Regions from separate parts of the Homo sapiens genome. Here region 1 is linked to region 2. The links are chromatin contacts, found by Hi-C or POLR2A ChIA-PET in ENCODE. All regions are on one chromosome and are shown on one strand. The core of a region is the stretch at or near the end of the contact, and the rest is flanking DNA. Distances in the headings are between cores, read along the strand shown.

What was found. Hi-C counts contacts between places; a loop is a spot of excess contacts on that map. ChIA-PET counts read pairs that join two places held with the same protein, here RNA polymerase II (POLR2A). Pooled maps may share reads with other maps.
Region 1: a loop to region 2 is called in a map with no recorded cell type, with 6 times the contacts of the local background. The contact joins the promoter of KCNC4 here to the promoter of CSF1 in region 2. A Hi-C loop is called at or near these places in 1 of 37 single-sample maps with no recorded cell type and 2 of 50 pooled maps. POLR2A ChIA-PET finds 5 or more read pairs at or near these places in 1 of 52 experiments (activated CD4-positive, alpha-beta memory T cell).

The regions. Positions count from the first base shown.
Region 1 is chr1:110,208,921-110,211,919 of GRCh38, reverse strand. It overlaps KCNC4 (potassium voltage-gated channel subfamily C member 4), which reads right to left and starts at 1,606. Exons shown (of 4, transcript NM_001039574.3): 1 at 1-1,606. The coding sequence starts at 420. KCNC4-DT (KCNC4 divergent transcript) reads left to right here and starts at 1,933. Exons shown (of 2, transcript NR_046546.1): 1 at 1,933-2,309; 2 at 2,716-2,999. RefSeq lists an enhancer at 1-9 and a silencer at 1,247-1,926.
Region 2 is chr1:109,909,340-109,912,460 of GRCh38, reverse strand. It overlaps CSF1 (colony stimulating factor 1), which reads right to left and starts at 1,612. Exons shown (of 9, transcript NM_000757.6): 1 at 1,399-1,612. The coding sequence starts at 1,437. RefSeq lists enhancers at 226-325, 402-902, 903-1,403 and silencers at 1,189-1,298, 1,349-1,518.

The sequences.
Region 1 (2,999 bases), core at 357-2,856, 300 kb before region 2:
CACGTCGGTCTCGTCGATGCCCCAGAAGGTGAGCTCCTCTTCGAAGAGCGGCCCGCACACGTCCGCGGGGCAGTGCAGCTTGCCGGTGCGGTAGTAGTTGAGCACGTAGGCGAAGACGCCCGGGTGCCTGTCGAAGAAGAACTCGCAGCCCCCGCCGCCGCTGCTGCCGCTGCTACCCACACCGCCGCCATCGGTCTCGGGCCGGCCCCCGCCGTCGGGGTCGGCCAGCCAGGCGAGGCGGGTTCCCGGTAGGGTGCGCAGGGTGCTGCGGTAGGTCTCATGTCGCGTGCCGCCCACGTTGATGATGATCTTCTCCGACGCCTCGCCCTTGGCCATCTCCTCCTTCAGACATGTTTTGGACGGAGGCTTGTTCCCCGACTTGCGCCCGCGGTAGGAGGAGACACACACCGAGCTGATCATAAGAAGCGCTGCGGGGCTCCGGCTTGGGGCGGCCGCTGCCCTCCAAACACCCTTCCCGAGGAGGCAGCGTCAGACGGGGGAGGGGGAGGAGACGAAGAGGAGGCAGGAGGCGGTGGCGGCCCCCTCTGCGGCTTGGGCTTGCCCCTGCCTATCCCCCTAGGACGCGGAGCGGGAGGAGTTGGATTTCTCCGGTACACAGGTGGTTGGGGTTAGGGCAGGAAGCTCCGGAGAGAGGGAGGCGCAGAGAGGGAGGACCCGGGGAAGTAGAAGCAAGCACACACGCGGTCCCCCGCTACGACGGGACACACAAACGCTCTGGGCCGGGGACACGCCCCCGCCTTCACCCCGACCAAAGACGAGGAAGCGCACAGTCCACGCGCACCGCGAAGGTCCGGGGCGCTCGCGCTCACACGGGCCACCCTCCGGCTCCAAGACCGCACCAAGCCCCGGAATAGCCGGCTTCCCCGCAGCGGCGGCAGCGCAGCAGCAACAAGTCCTCCGAGCGGCTGCCGGGGCCAGGCCGACACTCTCACGGCAGCCGGAGCTCCGTGGGCCCGGGCTGCTTGCGGTCAACACGAGGCGGCGGCGGCGGCATGTGGCCTCTTCCCCCCATTCATAAATCCAGCGCCGGGCGAGGAAGGCAGGCGGGGCAGAGCAGAGAGCGGCGGCCGGGCGGGCGGGGGCTGCGCAGGGCGAGGCGGCAGCTGGAAAACAAGCGCGCCCGCAGGAGCGAGCCTCGGGTCCTGCGTCCGCGGCTGGGAGCTGCGCCGGACCGGGCGCAGCGCTGCGGGGGCCGCGCTGGGGCGGGGGTGCCTCAGACGGGGCGTCCTGCGCGGCGCCGAGCCTGGGGGGCGGGGCCGCTCTGGGGAGCCGGGCTCTGGGCACTGGCGAAGGTGTACCGGGGGCGGCGGCCGAGCGGCCAAGGACACCTGCAGGCTTCCCGGGCCGCGCGGAGAGGGAGCCTCAGCGCAACGCCCCGGCGCCTGGTTCCTGCGATCTGGCGGCGCTGGGAGCCACGCCATCTACGCGTCTGCCCATCTCCGGGCGGGGCGCCGGCCTTGGCTCGCGCGCGGCAGGGGGCGGGCGCGAGGTGGCATAGGGGAGGGGGCGCCTCGGCGCCGGTGGGCTGGGGCCCTAGGGGCTCATGGTCTCCCTCCGGCGCTGGCAGCGGCCGCCACGCCCCAGTGGCGCCTTTTCCTCCGGGGCCCCGCCTCGCCCAGACGCGCCCTTCGCGGGGCGGGGTGGGCGGGGCGCGGCGCAGCGCGGGGCCGATCCGACTCACTGCAGGCCCTGGCGACCGAGCGCAGTCTTCCTCCCCGGAGCCGAGCCCCAACCAAGCGCGTCACCTCCTCGCCGCCAGTGCCCAGCCCAGCGCGCCGCCCCTGCGCGCTTCCGCCGGCAACCCCTCCCGCCCCCCTCAGCCCTGCTCCGCGCCTCCCCCGGGCCCGCAGCTCCTCCCACCGCAGCCCGCTGACACCGAAGCGCTCTCGACCCCTGACCTCTAACCTCCGCCCGGCTCTTCTTGCTTCGTCCCTCGCCCCCTCCCCGCCAAGCTGGTCGCACTGTTGCCGTTTCACTGCGGCTGACGGAAGGCCAAGGAAGAAAGAGGGTAGAGACGCTGTCGCGAGGATCAGGCTGCCCTCTCCTTTCCCAGGGACCGTGTTGGGGCCTTCTGACCACCCCGCCCCGCATCCTGCGCCTCGGAGGCCCAACGTAGCCCAAGACACCCATGGTCTTGATGCTCTCCGCCTCTGTCCCAGCCACCAAAGTCCCCGCGATGGAATGGAGGACGGGGTGGCCTTGGGCAGAGAAGCGCTTCTTGTGCCGGATGGAAGGAAACCGTAGCTCTGGCTGTGTTCATCGCGAAATGTTTTATGGATGTGGAGTGGGTGGGTGGCCCTGAAAAGTCATTAGTTAAAGCCTTTGCTCGTCATTGCTCTGGGGTCCACATAGGAAATGCCCGTGTCCTGCCTCATGACCCCTTCCTGTTTCTACTCTTATTCTACCCATTACAATTTGACTTTGCCTGTGTATATGTCTCCTCTCCCCTCCCTAACCCTGAGCTCCTGCAGGCGGCATTGTGCTTTTTCATCTTGATAGCTCCCACAGTGCCTGCCTCTGAGAACCTGTTTGCTAAGTGATTGAGAAGCTGCCATACCCAAAACGTAGGCACCAACAGGACTTTACTGGCCCTATCCCAAGAGCAATTTCCAGATTCATTTGTTTTTGTTAAGTCCAGAACCTATTTTACATCTTCATATTAATCCCCATTGGGTTTTTTTTTCTTTTTTACAGCTTCAGGCAGCCTCCATGCCTGTCTGGATGATGTAAAGAGATCTTGAGGCAGAAATGAAAGGTGAATGACACACCTGCCCTGGACACCTGTGCACCTTCCCAGTTCCAGATCAGGCAGTACCTAGCTCAACTGAGAAAAACAAGACAAGGGCCTATGTGTGTCTCAGGAAAGGTTAAAAGCTCAGTGCCAATGCAAGGGATTTTTACAAGCAAAAGTCTCATTATTAATGAGGCCAGAAAACCAAAATGACAATGATCTTTGATGATCTGTACTGACACGCAGG
Region 2 (3,121 bases), core at 363-2,862:
TGCATCTGGCTGGGCAGGCTCTCCTCTGACTGCCTCTTCCTCCCACCCCTAGCCCTGGCTTCTGCCTGGGGAGCAGCCCTCAGAAGGAATCTCTGCTGCAGGCTCAGAGATGCTAGGACACCTCAGTCCAGCTGTCCAGCCTCCTCTGCCACCTATCCTATTCCATTTCATCTTCCCCCTCAACAAGGCCTCTGGAGAGACCTGGCAGAACCGGGCCCTTGGACTTCCCCTGTCTAAACACAGCCCCCTTGTCTTTCTCTTCTTTCCTCATGGTCTCCCCTTCAGCCCCGAAGCTTTGCTTTCTGCCTATGGCTAACCCTTCTCCCTTCCCCTCTCAACTCTATCTCCTCTCTCTCAGTGAGGCACTTTCTTTCTGTGGACCCACTCTTCCCTTTCTCTCTCACCTCACCTGCAGCCCGCTCTCCTCTACCCCCAAATAATTTTCTGCTCTTTTCCCCCCAGGTTTCCCCTCTCATTTTCTTCCAGGACTCCTCAGAAGCAAATCTATTATGAGCCCACTGACTGGTCATGAACAGTGCCACCCTCACTTTCTATGGCTGCATCTGCTACCGCCACAGTTGGGGCAGGGCGTCCCTTACGCAGTCAGGAGCAGACCCTGCCCCTGGACACAGCTCTGCAACACCAAACCCTCTTTCCATTTTCCTCAAGCACTGCAAACCACCATAAACCACCACAAAGCCCAGAATCTCCCCAACCGATGAAACCAGAATTTGCAAGAAAAAGAGATTCTGAGCTAGCCCCAAGCAGCCCCGGGGGTGGGGGGCTGTTTGCCGGCTGTTGCCGTCCCCCACCCCACCCCCCAAACAGCCACCCAAGTCCTCCGTAGCTCCTGCCTGTGGGCTGGAACAAGCAGTGGCTTGCCCCTCTCCGTCCCTCTGCCAGCAAGTCCCTGGCGTTCTATAAGCTGGTTGACCCCCTGAACTTTCCCTGCCCAGAAGCGCCCACTCCTCAGCAGGGCCTTGGAAGCACGTGTGTGGCCGATGAGGAAGGTGCCCACCGGGGAGGGCACACACTCAGCGCACAGCCACTCCGCCCGTGCCTTGGTGGTGGCGGGTAGGGAGAGAGGCAGGGCACCCTGGCTGAGCGGGGGCTCCTGCCTGCAGGTGGCTCAGTGTTCCCCTCCGTGCAATGGGGTGAGCAGCCCTCCGTTTCCCAGGGAAGCCTGGCAGTCCCGGTGCAGCTGCAGGGCCGCCACCGGCCTCCGCCCTGGCGCCAGGGCCCAGTCCGTGCGCAAAGGCGGTTCGTCCGCGGCGGGAACGCCGGGCCAGTGCAGCCGGCGCGCCCAGGCTGTCGGCTCCGAGGGGCCGCTCCCGGCCGCCTGGCCGCCGAGCCCCCGCCCCAGCCCGTCCCGGGCCCAGCGCCGCGGCCGTCGCTTACCGTGGGAGGGCAGCGCCCGGCGGCGCCCGGCGCGGTCATACGGGCAGCTGGGTCCCGGCCGGGCGCGTCGGCCGCCCTCGCTCGCTCGCTCGCTCGCTGGCTGCTGCGGAGTGGGCGCCCCGGCCGAGGGCCGCACCGCTGTCCTGGGATGCGGAGAGCGGCTCTGGCGCCGAGAGGACCCAGGCAAACTTTCACTTTCCCCGGGCCGAGCCTCACTGGCCAGCCCTCGGCACAGCCTTTTAAGAGAGGACTGGGGGGCATGTGGTTTATGGGAAATCACCCTGGCCAGGCGCCAGACACACACATACACACACACACACACACACTGACACAGACACACACACTCCAGAGGCCCACTCAGCCGCCTTCCCCCGCCTCCCCTCCCCCACCCGCCGGCCGGCCAGCCCCGCTCGCGCGTCTTCCTAGTCACCCTCTGTCTTCTGCGCTGCACTTCCAAGCCTTCAGCAAACGAGCGCGGGCTCCACCGCGTCCCCACCCTGCCTTCCCCGCGCCCTCTGCGGACCGACCCTTTCCTTCCGCGCTCTCCAGGCTGATTCAGTGCTAGCGCTCTATGATCGTCCCAAGGGACTTTCCCTCCAGGCCTGAAAATCCCCAAATCTTAGCAGAAAACGGACCGAGAGCAGGGACAAGCACTGGGAAGGGAGGGAAATCCTTTGAAGACGCCCCCACCCCATTCTCGGAGTGCCGAAAGGAGTCCAGTGTTACTTGCTCCCTCGTGGAGCCTGAGTCAGCAGGTTTGCCGGCAGCCCCCTTCTTCCTCTGCAGCCCCCAAGCAGCCCGGCCAGCTTCAAGTCCCATTCTGGGAGGGAGGCCAGCTACCTGGCCAGGAAGGGAGCAGCTGTGTCCTGTGACAGCAAGCTGGGGGGCTCTTCCCTGGGTGCCAGCAGACACTTCAAGGCACCTGACCCTTAGATGATGAAAATGCTGGCTGGTACCCATGCTCTCTCCTGGAGGCAAAATCCAACTCAGATTGGAAAGGTCCTGCACCTGGACCCTAGATTTCCCTGGATGTTTTTGGAAATTGCACTTACTGAGGTGATTAATCACGTTTTGTTTCTACATGAGAATGAGTCTAAGTGAGGACTAGTAGGATGAGCCTAAGCCTATTAATTATAATGCCAACTTCAGGAGATTTTTCTTTCTTCAATTCATTATGATTCAATTCCTCTGTGAGGTTGCCCGTTTCCACCCCCTGGGAAATAAAGGATATGTGGCCTGCTCTTGAAGAGGAGTCTCTTGTCAGTAGCGCTACATATCCTTCACTCCAATCCTAGGCAATAATTTTACACCCGAATGCCTTTGCTCAGACTGGTCCCTCTGCCTGGAATGCTCCTTTCTCCACATGGCTGAAGACAAACTCCTCATCATTTCAGGCTGAAATTGCATCTCATCCTCCACCAGCAAAGCCTTCTGTGACTCTCCTGGCAGAGCAAAGGGTCCTTTTCCTGTGTTCCCATTGGACTTGGCTCATTCCTCAATGCTGGCTCTGATAAGTCATTTGCCATCCATTCATTCTCCACAGTACTTTTCGAAGTGTTTAAGGTGGTACCGATGGTTACATTCTGTCCCCACCCTAGACCGAGACTTCTTCCAGGTGGCACCCATGCTCAGTCACCTCTGGATCAATGGTACCTAGCACATAATAGGTACCAAGTTAATGATGGCTGAGTTGAATGATGCCATTAGAGAATACTTTGTTCTT